Regions from separate parts of the Homo sapiens genome. Here region 1 is linked to region 2. Evidence: read pairs that join two places in POLR2A ChIA-PET (ENCODE). Cell type or tissue: Panc1. All regions are shown on one strand. Links, peaks and the distances in the headings refer to the core of each region. The heading gives the core; the rest is flanking DNA.

Region 1 (5,468 bases), core at 1-4,000, 430 kb after region 2:
TAAAAAAAAAAAAAAAAGATGGTGGTGATGATGATGGCAAATGCTCATATGGCACTTAGCAAAGGCCGATCCCTTCTCTAAGTGCTGTTATGTGGATTAATTCATTTATTCCTTTTTTTTTTTTTTTTGGCAGGGTCTCACTCTATCACCCAGGCTGGAATGCAATGGCACGATCTCAGTTCATTGCAGCCTCGGCCTCCCAGGTTTAAGCAATTCTTCTGCTTCAGCCTCCCAAGTAGCTGGGATTACAGGCACCTGCCACCACGACCGGATAAGTTTTGTATTTTTAGTAGAGATGGGGCTTTGCCATGTTGGCCAGGCTGATCTTGAACTCCTGACCTCAAGTGATCCTCCTGCCTTGGCCTCCCAAAGTGCTGGGATTACAGGCGGTGAGCCTCTGCGCCCAGCCCAATTAATTTATTCCTTATACCAGCACTCTGAGGTAGGTACCATCAGCGTGTCCCTGAGGCCTTCATGTGCACAGCTTGTAGAGGAGCTGGGATTTGGACCCAGGCAGTTTGACTCCATGGACTGTCCTCCTAAACCACATCCCTTCTACCATCTCCTGCAACCTTTTCAACATTCGTATGGCGTAGGAGGAAACATTACCCATTTCACAGATGAGGAAACCAAGGCCCACACCTGTACTGACAGAGCCAGTGGACCCTTGTCTCTCTAATCAGCGCATCCACACACTTGACCCTGTTTTGGGAAGAGGCTGGGAACTCCAAAGAACCTTGGAAGGGCTTTGGCCAGGCTCCCAGAGGTCCGGGTCCCTGTTCAGCCCGAGGGTTCCAATCTCCCTCTCCTTCCTATACTGCTCTAATTTTTCCTTTGCTTGTTTCTTTTCTCTTTCTCTCTTTTTTTTTTTTTTTTTTTTTGACAGAATCACTCTGTCACCCAGACTGGAGTGCAATGGTGTGATCTCGGCTCACTGCAACCTCTGCCTCCTCGGTTCAAGCAATTCTCCTGCCTCAGCTTCCCGAGGCTCTGTGTGTCACCGTGCCCAGCTAACTTTTGTATTTTTAGTAGAGACAGGGTTTCACTATGTTGGCCAGGCGGGTCTCGAACTCCTGACCTCAAGTGATCCACTCACCTGGGCCTTCCAAAGTGCTGGGACTACAGGCGTGAGCCACTGCTCCCGGCCCTTGTTTCATTTCTATTGGCTGATTGGTAAGAGCTCATTTTATATGATAGGAATTGAGTCTATTTTTCCCTGGATGGGTTTGTGGGTTTTGTTTTGTTTTTGCTATATGACAGTTTTTACAGTTTTATACAGCTCAAAATCTATAAAACAAGATTGAAGTTTTATAGATTGAAGATTTCCAACCTTAGTTAAGAAAGTCTCCTGGCTCCTGGGGTGGGAGTTGCAGGCTGTTCCCTCCCTCTCCCTCTCCTAGGCCTGTCCTTAGCATGTGGGAGGGAGGAGTGCATTTCTTGTCAATTTGTATGCACTCTTTTTTTTTGACGCGATCTCGGCTCACTGCAACTTCCACCTTCTGGGTTCAAGTGATTCTCATCCCTCAGCCTCCCGAGTAGCTGGGACTACAGGCATGTGCCACCACGCCTGGCTAATTTTTGTACTTTAAGTAGAGACGGGGTTTCATCATGTTGGCCAGGCTGGTCTCGAACTCCTGGCCTCAAATGATCCACCTGCCTCAGTCTCCCAAAGTATTGTGATTACAGGCGTGAGTCACCGCGCCCAACCTGTGTGCACTCTTTATATATTATAGCTTGCAATGCTATGCTTTTGAAATGTTGCAAATATCTCCTCAAGCCTTTGTACACTGTCTTGCAAAAGGTTTTTAACGTGTTATGCAAATACTGCTATCTTGTACTTCACAGATTCTGGATTGCCAGCCTTGGTTGGGAAGATTGCCCAGTCTGAGCCTGGTGGGGGTGGGGGGTGGGGCGTTGGGCTCCTCCCCATCTCCTTCTCTACCTGCCCCCCCCCGCCCCACCACGAGGGCCTCTATCCTTATCTCCAGCTTCTCCTTTCCCAAGGTCCTGCCTCCCAGGGAGGGAGCCTGCCCAGCCAGGAGGCCCCAGCCTCCCACTCCTGCCTCCCCCTCCCAGTCTTTCCTTATTTAGAATAAGGGTTGTTCCATTCCTTATCTTTTTTTTCCTGTCTTTGTTGCCCAGGCTGGAGTGCAGTGAAACGATCTCGGCTCACTGCAGCCTCGAACTCCCGGGCTCAAGCGATCCTTCCGCCTCTGCTTTGTGAGTAGATGGGACTACAGGCCATGCCACCACGCTGAGCTAATTTTATTTTTCAGTAGGGATGGGATCTTGCTATGTTGCCCAGACTGGTCTCAAACTCCTGGGCCCAAGCGATCCACCCGTCTAGGCCTCCCAAAGTGCTGGGATTACAGGCGTGAGCAACCAGCAAGCCCCTTGTCAATTTTTAAGAGCTCTTCCCATTTCTGTCTATTAACCTATGCCACCCTCTGTGTTGCAAATGACTCCTCCTCAAGTTCTGTCTATTGTCTCTCTTTATAATGTTGTTGGTCACCTAACATCTTAAGGTGCTAAGTTGTATACACAGCGTCCACCTTGTACTCAGGGTTGTGGGCTTCCGACCTAGGTTAGGCAGGTCTCCCGGCTCCTGAGGGAGGGGCGCCCTCCCCTTCCCTCGATGAGTCCTTATCTCGCAGCTTGTCCCTTCCCACGGGTCGGGCGCATAAAAGCGCGCGGGGCTGCGGCAGGGCACTGCCACCATGTCCCCGCTGCGCCCGCTGCTGCTGGCCCTGGCCCTTGCCTCCGTGCCTTGCGCCCAGGGCGCCTGCCCCGCCTCCGCCGACCTCAAGCACTCGGACGGGACGCGCACTTGCGCCAAGCTCTATGACAAGAGCGACCCCTACTATGAGAACTGCTGCGGGGGCGCCGAGCTGTCGCTGGAGTCGGGCGCAGACCTGCCCTACCTGCCCTCCAACTGGGCCAACACCGCCTCCTCACTTGTGGTGGCCCCGCGCTGCGAGCTCACCGTGTGGTCCCGGCAAGGCAAGGCGGGCAAGACGCACAAGTTCTCTGCCGGCACCTACCCGCGCCTGGAGGAGTACCGCCGGGGCATCTTAGGAGACTGGTCCAACGCTATCTCCGCGCTCTACTGCAGGTGCCCGGCCGCCCAAAGCTCCGAGCCCACCCCAGGCCCAGGCCCCAGCTCCGCATAAGCCCCCACACCCACCACCCAAGCCCCGAGGCTGCTCCACACCCCTGAGCTCCCGACTGTAACAGGGAGCACCAGGCCTCCCTAGAACCAGTCCTGGAGGCCCCCATCTCAGAGTCCTCACCCAAACCAGGTCCTCCTTCTCCTCACCCCCAGCACCCGGTCCCCACTCCACCTGCAGCCCAGGCCCCTGGGACGGAGATTTCCGCCCCAGCTCTGAGATTCAGAGCCAACCCTCCACCTTCTGGAATCTTCCGCCTACCCACCCGCCCACAGCTGTACTTCCCAGAGAGGGCTGGCTAATTCTGGGGACTGAGAGCTCCTAGACCCCCTCACCCTGGAGTCCCCAGAACCAAAGCCAGCCCCCACTCCCCAGATCATCACATCTCAAAGCTCCCAGACTCCAAAACTAACCCAGACCTCAAGACTCCAGACTCGATTATAGGAACACCCAGTGTAGCCTTCATGCTCTCCACTCCCCTAGACCCTCCAGACCAGCCTCAGCCCTAAAATCAGTCCCACAGCCCACCCCCAAGACCCAACCCTGGAGGTCCCTGAGGCCACCTTGCACTCACAGACCTGGGACCTAGATCCAGCGGTGACACCCTCCCAAACCCTCCCCAGCCACTCCTGTCCCCCAAGAGCTCCAAGGAGCCCCCAGCTCCAAACTCCCAGGCTAGGATCCCTGGTTCCTGAACTTGGAGCCTCAGACCCAGACTCCCCAGCCCCCACCCAGTCTCAGGCTTCTAGAACTCACCAGACTCTGGGTCTCTGAGAGCCCCTGGAAGGAATTCTTGATTACATTTCAGGTGCAGCTGATGCATTGCTGGTCTCTCATCTGCAGCTTCCACAGAGTGCCAAGCCCCTCACTCAGCCCATCCCTGGGCTCTGCTCCGGGGCCCCAAGACCCAGGAGGAGGAGCGTTCTGCCTGCCCCCTCCCACCTCCCCTGCAATACAGCCTTTGTGCAGTTGTCCCCGTCTGTCATCTGCTTGTCCCTGGGATGCAAGGACCGGGTGGGATGGAGGAGACAGCAGGGTGGTTGGGCCTGGGTCAGCCCATACCCAGGACAATGCCATGGATAAGGACACGCCATCGACTCGGACATGGTTTTAGGTGTGCACGAAGACACACGCCCACAGAAGGACATGTGAGTGAACTGCAGGGGAACCTTGGGCTGATTGTTAAATATGAAACATGCCCCATCCTTTTCAGTAATAGCCCTTCCTTAGCCCTGGTGTGGTGGCTCAGGCCTGTAATCCTAGCACTTTGGGAGGCTGAGGTGGGCGGATCACCTGAGGTCAGGAGTTCAAGGCCAGCCTGGCAAACATGGTGAAACCCCGTCTCTACTAAAAATACAAACATTAGGGCGGGGTGCGGTGGCTCACGCCTGTAATCCCAGCACTTTGGGAGGCCGAGGCAGGCGGATCACGAGGTCAGGAGATTGAGACCATCCTGGGTAACACAGTGAAACCCCGTATCTACTAAAAATACAAAAAAATTAGCCAGGCGTGGTGGTGGGCGCCTGTAGTCCCAGCTACTCGGGAGGCTGAGGCGGGAGAATGGCTTGAACCTGGAGGCGGAGCTGGCAGTGAGCCGAGATCATGTGACAGAGCGAGACTTCATCTCAAAACAAAACAAACAAACAAACAAACAAAAAAACCCCACAAACATTAGCCAGAAATCGCTTGAACCTGGGAGGTGGAGGTTGCAGTGAGCCGAGATCGTGCCACTGCACTCCAGCCTGGGCAACAGAGGGAGCACTCTGTCTCAAAACAAACAAACAAACACTCTTCCTTGAGCCGTTTCTGGCCTCCAGGGGCCTCCGGACTCCCTCCATGGTTCCTGCAGGGGACAGCAGGGGGCCTTCTAGTACCCAGCCCTGCACTAGGGCTAGGATCTGCAAGTGATCAGATCAGGACTTAGAGGTTGATAAATGCTTTTAATCCCCACATTCCACACACGGGGGACGCTGTCATTCACATTTTCATATTTCTGTTCTGGTCGCAGTCTGTGTCCTCACCACCCTCATGAATGAGGGACTTTGATAGATGCCTGGGTTTGTGGGCTCTGCGGTAGCTGGAGGAGATACACAAAGGGTCCTCGGAGGAGGGTGTGGGACAGCTTTGAGGGGACAACCACTGCAGACACCTGGAGGGAGCTAGGGGAGATTCTGAGACTTAAGAGACATGGAATGGCTGGGCGCAGTGACTCACGTCTGCAATCCCAGCACTTTGGGAAGCCAAGGTGGGCAGATCACTTGAGGTCAGGAGTTTGAGACCAGCCTGGCCAACATGGCGAAA
Region 2 (7,872 bases), core at 2,052-6,051:
GGTATTAAGTTAGGAAAAGAGGAAGTCAAATTGTCCCTGTTTGCAGATGACATGATTGTTTATTTAGAAATCCCCATCGACTCAGCCCAAAATCTCCTTAAGCTGATAAGCAACTTCAGCAAAGTCTCAGGATACAAAATCAATGTGCAAAAATCACAAGCATTCCCATACACCAATAACAGAAAAACAGAGATCCAAGCCACGTGTGAACTCCCATTCACAATTGTTACAAAGAGAATAAAATACCTAGGAATCCAACTTACTGAGCACTGCAAACCACTGCTCAATGAAATAAAAGAGGACACAAACAAATGGAAGAACATTCAATGCTCATGGATAGGAAGAATAAATATGAAAATGGCCATACTGCCCAAGGTAATTTATAGATTAAATGCCATCCCCATCAAGCTACCAATGACTTTCTTCACAGAATTGGAAAAAACTACTTTAAAGTTCATATGGAACCAAAAAAGAGCCCGCATTACCAAGTCATTCCTAAGCCAAAGGAACAAAGCTGGAGGCATCATGCTACCTGACTTCAAAGTATACTACAAGGCTACAGTAACCAAAACAGCATGGTACTGGTACCAAAACAGAGAGATAGACCAATGGAACAGAACAGAGGCCTCAGAAATAACACCACACATCTACAACCATCTGATCTTTGACAAACCTGACAAAAACAAGAAATGGGGAAAGGATTCCCTATTTAATAAATGGTGCTGGGAAAACTGACTAGTCATATATAGAAAGCTGAAACTGGATCCCTTCCTTACACCTTACACAAAACTTAATTCAAGATGGATTAAAGACTTAAATGTTAGATCTAAAACCATAGAGGAAGACCTAGGCAATACCTTTTAGGATATAGGCATGGGCAAGGACTTCATGACTAAAACACTAAAAGCAATGGCAACAAAAGCCATAATTGACAAATGGATCTAATTAAACTAAAGAGCTTCTGAATAACAAAAGAAACTACCATCAGAGTGAACAGGCAACCTACAGAATGGGAGAAAATTTTTGCAATCTACCCTTGTGACACAGGGCTAATATCCAGAATCTACAAATAACTTAAACAAATTTACAAGAAAAAATCAAACAACCCCATCAAAAAGTGGGCAATGGATATGAACAGACACTTCTCAGAAAAGACATTTATGCAGCCAACAGACACATGAAAAAATGCTCATCATCACTGGTCATCAGAGGAATGCAAATCAAAACCACAATGAGATACCATCTCACACCAGTTAGAATGGCAATCATTAAAAAGTCAGGAAACAACAGATGCTGGAGACGATGTGGAGAAATAGGAACACTTTTACACTGTTGGTGGGAGTGGAAACTAGTTCAACCATTGTGGAAGACAGTGTGGCGATTCCTCAAGGATCTAGAACTAGAAATACCATTTGACGCAGCGATCCTATTAGTGGGTATATACGGAAAGGATTATTAATCATGCTACTATAAAGACACATGCACATGTATGTTTATTGCAGCACTATTCACAATAGCAAAGACTTGGAACCAACCCAAATGTCCATCAATGATAGACTGGATTAAGAAAATGTGGAACATATACATCATGGAATGCTATGCAGCCCTAAAAAATGATGAGTTCATGTCTTTTGCAGGGAGATGGATGAAGCTGGAAACCATGATTCTGAGCAAACTATCACAAGGAAAGAAAACTAGACACCGCATATTCTCGCCCATAGGTGCAAATTGAACAATGAGAGCACTTGGACACAGGCCGGGGAACATCACATACTGGGGCCTGTCATGGGGTGGAGGGATGGGGGAGGGATAGCATTAAGAGAAACACCTAATGAAAATGATGAGTTAATGGGTGCAGGCAACCAACATGGCACATGTATGCCTATGTAACAAACCTGCTCGTTGTGCACATGTACCCTAGAACTTAAAGTATAATAATAATAAAAAAAAGGAAAATAAGTAATCTAGAAGAGCAGGGAGAACATATTGTGGGCATCCAATATGAAGCACAGACTTTGTTTTTTTTTTTTTCTAGAAATAGTTGAATTGGTCCTGATCTGTTTGGAGGTATTTGGGTACTTCTAGATGATCTGTCTTGGGACCAGTGTCCTGAAGAGGGATAGGTTTCATTTTTAAAGAAGGTAGCGGAAATGCAAGGATATTTTTTGGAAAGTTAAAATTGTCCACTAAGAAATTTGCTGAGCTTCTAATTTGTCTGTTATTCAAACAATCTAAAAATTAGGGCTGCTTTAAATAAAAGACCAAAATAAATAACTCACGGAAAAGTCCCCTATCTGTTCCTGTCCAACAGTCCAAGTATATCATGTAATCACTTATTTCCCTTTCAAGCTAATGTGATTGCACTTGTTCTTTTCACTTAATAAATATGGACTCCCCTTTTTTAGTTATTTGAAGAAATATACATCCCCCTTTTTGCCTATTAAGAAAGCATATTTTGTTAACTTTTTTTTTTTTTTGCCAAGGGAGGTGCTACATAGGGTGAATTCAAGGGGTCCCAAAGAAGAATCTGAAATAATGTGAGGCAATTGGGAGGTGTTGAGAAAAAGTATTAAACATGGATTTAAAAAGCTGCAGTTTAAATGTAGTGCAGCCATTACTGTGTTACCCTGACCAATTTACCTAACCTCTGTGAGCATGATTTCCTGAAGAAAACAGAGAACAAGAGGATCCAATGCATCATAGTAATGAGACCTTATGTAAAGCTGAAAGGAGTCTTAGATGGACGTCAAGTCTACTCTCTAATACTTAAAGCATTGGGGGTAGATGGATGTTCATTTAAAATTATAACAGGAATACATTTGATTTATGTAAATTTTACTCTAAAAGATATTTTCTAAAAAATAAATAATTTATTCTAAGAGATTCAATATGACTAAAATAAATGACATGACTTTATATCTGCCAGTGTTTTATTATCATAATGTTACAATGGTAAGCATTAAGTTCTGAGAATTGGATATAAGTCACGTACTGCTAAGATCATTGATTCTCATAGGTACAAATCTAAGTCTATTTTGGATCATATCCGGGAATTGATGAACCTTCCACCCAGCCTTAACATGAAGATAAAGAAAGGAATGCGACGGGCTTGGGAGGAGAAAGCGTTCAAAGTGCTAATTTGAGATGTTTCGCATTCCAGGTCCTAAACTCAACATTTTAAAATTAGCCTCTCTATTTTAAAGAAGAGCAGGGTTTTTCTGACTTCATTCTATGGTTCTTGCTCTCTCCTATTTCTTCAAATTTCATATCATTCATTGGGGTTTACATGAAAAAAGAGAATATTTGATAAATATTAATTCCCTTAAAGATAATATTTTTTTGCCTACCCAAATTTAACCCAAGCCAATCTAAATTTCAAACCTGAACCAAACAAAAAGGAGAAAAACAAGAGAAAACCTCAAAAACATTTCTTTCAAGCTAGCTTTCCTTTCATTACAAAAATAAGTTCTCCAATTCCACGATACCATTCCAGGTACCCATTACAACTGCTGCCCTTATTGCATCAGGAGTTTGCGTCAACATTGCTTTAGGGCATGTGAGGTCATTTTTCATTCCCTTGTTGTTTACCCAGTATATGTGGGTTGTAATGTTTATCTCACTCCTTGGATGATTTCTGAAGACACAGGGTCTTGCTATGTTGACTGGGCTGGCTTTGAACTCCTGGGATCAAGCGATCCTCCTGCCTCAGCCTCTGAAGTAGTTGGGACTACAGGCCCACGCCACTGTGCTGGGCTGGACATGTAAATTTGAAGTGAATGATTAAACATGCAGCTAGTTGAAAACATGGCTGACTGGTAACAGAAAAGCTACAATGTGTTTTTGAAAGTATAAAGTGAATGATTTCTTGGGAAAAATTGTGACTTTGAATATCCGTTGTTGAAATCAGAATAAACTACATTTCACTTGCATATTCTTAAATGAATTATTAAATTTTTCAGAAGTTGGTGTTATATAGAAATACCATTTTGCAATGTTAATCTGTTTGAATCTTTGGAGAAAGTGGTTTCATTATAGGTGCATAATGCACTCTCAATATTTTAAACAAATTCTTCACTCTTCCATTTAAGGTATAACAGTTTCTTGTATAAAATGGCTGGATGTATATAAAGGAATTATGTTGTCTTGTGCTTTTAACCCAACTTCAGTAATTACTATATCTCATGTTCTTAATAGTTTTGTTAGGTCAGAGGACCAAACGAAAGCATTTCATGTTTTCTCATCATTTTAGATTTTATCATTGTGTAAATTATTGGGTTTTTAGCATTTCCTAACATGAATTTTTAATCATTTTTAAGTACACATAATTTCTTCTGTACCATTTAAATAAAATATTTTTATCACTTAAAAAAAAAACACCAAACCAAAAAAAAAAATCATTCCCAATAGGGAGGAAAGCAGTTCTGGTAAATAACCCTAACTAAAACCCCAATAGCTCAGGAAATGAATGAAAAAGAAACCAATTTTTAAACGCATTTTAAGAGACCTATGAAAAACCAGGGCCAAACCTCTCAGTTACTCGAAACTCTCTATAATGAACCAAAAGCCAGATAAGAATTCTGTAGCCTTTATGGAAAGGCCAAGAGAGGCACTAATAGAGTACACCTCCTTATTCCCTAATTCAGTGGAGGAACAGCTCATTCTGAAAAAGAAGTTTATTACACAGGTAGTTCCCAATATTAAAAGAAAACTACAAAAACAAGCTATAGGACGAAGTAGCACCTAAGAGAACCTCCTGAAGGTGGTGACTTTTTTCTTTTATAATAGGTACCAGGAAGAGTCCCCCAAAAAGGGGAAAATTTCAGGAGAACAACAGAGGCTTCAGCAGCAGCTTTACAAGCTTGTAAAGTCCAGAATCCCCAAAGTGCATCTGCTAGTTCCTATTGGCATGGCAGGCCAGGGCATTTTTAAAAGAAATGCCCAGGCAGCAAGATGAAGCAACCTCAACCCTGTCTGGGCTGTGGCAAAACCACTGGAAACAGAACTGCCCCCAGAGGCAGAGGTCACTGGGTTCAAAACCAGTCTCACAGATGGTTCAGCAGGACTGATGGGTCCCAGGGCTTAAACCTTAGCTCCAGGGGCTCAGATTGCCCTTATAGCACAGGAGCCCTGGATAATTCTGGAAATTAAGGGTAGGAAAGTAAACCTCCTCCTAAACACTAGAGCCCATCTCTCTCTTTTCTTCTCTCTAATCCAGACCTCCCCTTTATGATAGCACAAACATGCTCATGGGTAGGAAGAATCAATATTGCAAAAATGGCCATACTGCCCAAGGTAATTTATAGATTCAATGCCATCCCCATCAAGCTACCAATGACTTTCTTCACAGAATTGGAAAAAACTACTTTCAAGTTCATATGGAACCAAAAAAGAGCCCGCATCGCCAAGTCAGTCCTAAGCCAAAAGAACAAAGCTGGAGTCATCACACTACCTGACTTCAAACTATACTACAAGGCTACAGTAACCAAAACAGCATGGTACTGGTACCAAAATAGAGATATAGATCAATGGAACAGAACAGAGCCCTCAGAAATAACGCCGCATATCTACAACTATCTGATCTTTGACAAACCTGAGAAAAACAAGCAATGGGGAAAGGATTCCCTATTTAATAAATGGTGCTGGGAAAACTGGCTAGCCATATGTAGGAAGCTGAAACTGGATCCCTTCCTTACACCTTATACAAAAATTAATTCAAGACGGATTAAAGACTTAAACGTTAGACCTAAAACCATAAAAACCCTAGAAGAAAACCTAGGCATTACCATTCAGGACATAGGCATGGGCAAGGACTTCATGTCTAAAACACCAAAAGCAATGGCAACAAAAGCCAAAATTGACAAATGGATCTAATTAAACTAAAGAGCTTCTGCACAGCAAAAGAAACTACCATCAGAGTGAACAGGCAACCTACAGAATGCGAGAAAATTTTCGCAACCTACTCATCTGACAAAGGGCTAATATCCAGAATCTACAATGAACTCAAACAAATTTACAAGGAAAAAACAAACAACCCCATCAAAAGGTGGGCAAAGGACATGAACAGACACTTCTCAAAAGAAGACATTTATGCAGCCAAAGAGACACATGAAAAAATGCTCACCATCACTGGCCATCAGAGAAAGGCAAATCAAAACCACAATGAGATACCATCCCACACCAGTTAGAATGGCAATCATTAAAAAGTCAGGAAACAACAGGTGCTGGAGAGGATGTGGAGAAATAGGAACACTTTTACACTGTTGGTGGGACTGTAAACTAGTTCAACCATTGTGGAAGTCAGTGTGGCGATTCCTCAGGGATCTAGAACTAGAAATACCATTTGACCCAGCCATCCCATTACTGGGTATATACCCAAAGGACTATAAATCATGCTGCTATAAAGACATATGCACACGTATGTTTATTGCGGCACTATTCACAATAGCAAAGACTTGGAACTAACCCAAATGTCCAACAATTATAGACTGGATTAAGAAAATGTGGCACATATACACCATGGAATACTATGCAGCCATAAAAAGCGATGAGTTCGTGTCCTTTGTAGGGACATGGATGAAATTGGAAATCATCATTCTCAGTAAACTATCAGAAGGACAAAAAACCAAACACCGCATGTTCTCACTCGTAGATGGGAATTGAACAATGAGAACACATGGACACAGGAAGGGGAACATCACACTCTGGGGACTGTTGTGGGGTGGGGGGAGGCGGGAGGGATAGCATTAGGAGATATACCTAACGTTAAATGACGAGTTAATGGGTGCAGCACACCAGCATGGCACATGTATACATATGTAACTAACCTGCACATTGTGCACATGTACCCTAAAACTTAAAGTATAATAATTAAAAAAAAAGATAGCACAACAGTAAAGGGCATCTCAGGAAAAACTCGAATCCAATAGTTTTCTCCACCTTACCTGTAGTTAGAAAGACCTATTTACACGTGCTTCCAAGTCATTGTCATATTAGCTCTACTAGTCAGAAAAGCCTCCAAGTTAACCCTAGGAAATAATTCAACTGTTTACAGCCCACATAATGTGGCAGGATCACTGTCCTCTAAGGGGAGCTCTTAGCTAATAAACAGCCTGTAAAGCAAGAAGTACATAAGACAGGATAAGCAGTAGTCACTCTCCCCAAACACAAGCACTCAATTAGCTGAGCTAATAGCTCTTACAAGAGCACTTAAGTTAAGCAAGGAAATGGTAGCTAACATTTATACTAACTCCAAGTATGCTTTCCTAATTGTCCATGCTCATGCTGCCATTTAAAAGGAAAGGCATTTTCTTACCACTAATGAATCTCCCATAAAATATCACCAGGAAATTAACAGGTTATTATCCTTACTTTTTCTTACACACGAAATAGCAGGGATGCATTGTAGGGAACATCAAAAGAGAATAAATAAGGTAGCCAAAGGAAATAAATTAGCTGATCAGCCAGCTAAGCCAGAGGCAAGGAAGCCTCAAGCCATTAACACAACTAGAAAAGTCCAAAGAAATAAAACCACCTCTATCTAACCCAGGAAATTTAGTCTTTCTCTCTTCTTCCTTAAGCCAAGCTGGGAAGGGCCCTACATTGTTCTTATTTCAACGCTCTTAGAAGCAAAAGTTACAGGAATCAACTCCTAAATACATCACCTCAAGTCAAAGCCTAAAAAGCTGAGGGAGCAACCCCTAACAGCCCAGAGAATTGTCCAGAACATCAGTTGTGGAAAAATAAAAAATCATAAGCTAAAAATCACAAAAATTAAGTAACTAAAGGCTACTTATCTTACTCAGTCCCACATTTACTTCAACAGATAATATTTGTCATTTCCACACTTTACTCTCAAAATTTGCCACCAAATAA

The links. Peaks named below come from ENCODE experiments on the same cell type or tissue, not always from the same donor. Only the 100,000 strongest peaks of a DNase experiment are listed, where the experiment ranks them.
Region 1: POLR2A ChIA-PET joins it to region 2 with 6 read pairs; 1 of 35 experiments calls an interaction of 5 or more read pairs at or near these places.

The regions. Positions count from the first base shown.
Region 1 is chr19:39,201,504-39,206,971 of GRCh38, reverse strand. SYCN (syncollin) reads left to right here and starts at 2,709. Exons shown (of 2, transcript NM_001080468.4): 1 at 2,709-3,112; 2 at 3,976-4,147. The coding sequence starts at 2,718. The coding sequence ends at 3,985. It overlaps NCCRP1 (NCCRP1, F-box associated domain containing), which reads right to left. Exons shown (of 6, transcript NM_001001414.2): 6 at 5,088-5,468. In Panc1, for the core only: no CTCF peak of the experiment used is centred there; no DNase peak of the experiment used is centred there; H3K4me3 peaks cover 247 bases; H3K27me3 peaks cover 291 bases.
Region 2 is chr19:39,627,059-39,634,930 of GRCh38, reverse strand. No RefSeq gene overlaps it. Among named protein-coding and RNA genes, the nearest start is that of LGALS16, 25 kb to the left of the region's middle. In Panc1, for the core only: no CTCF peak of the experiment used is centred there; a DNase peak (open chromatin) is centred at 3,595; H3K27me3 peaks cover 3,208 bases.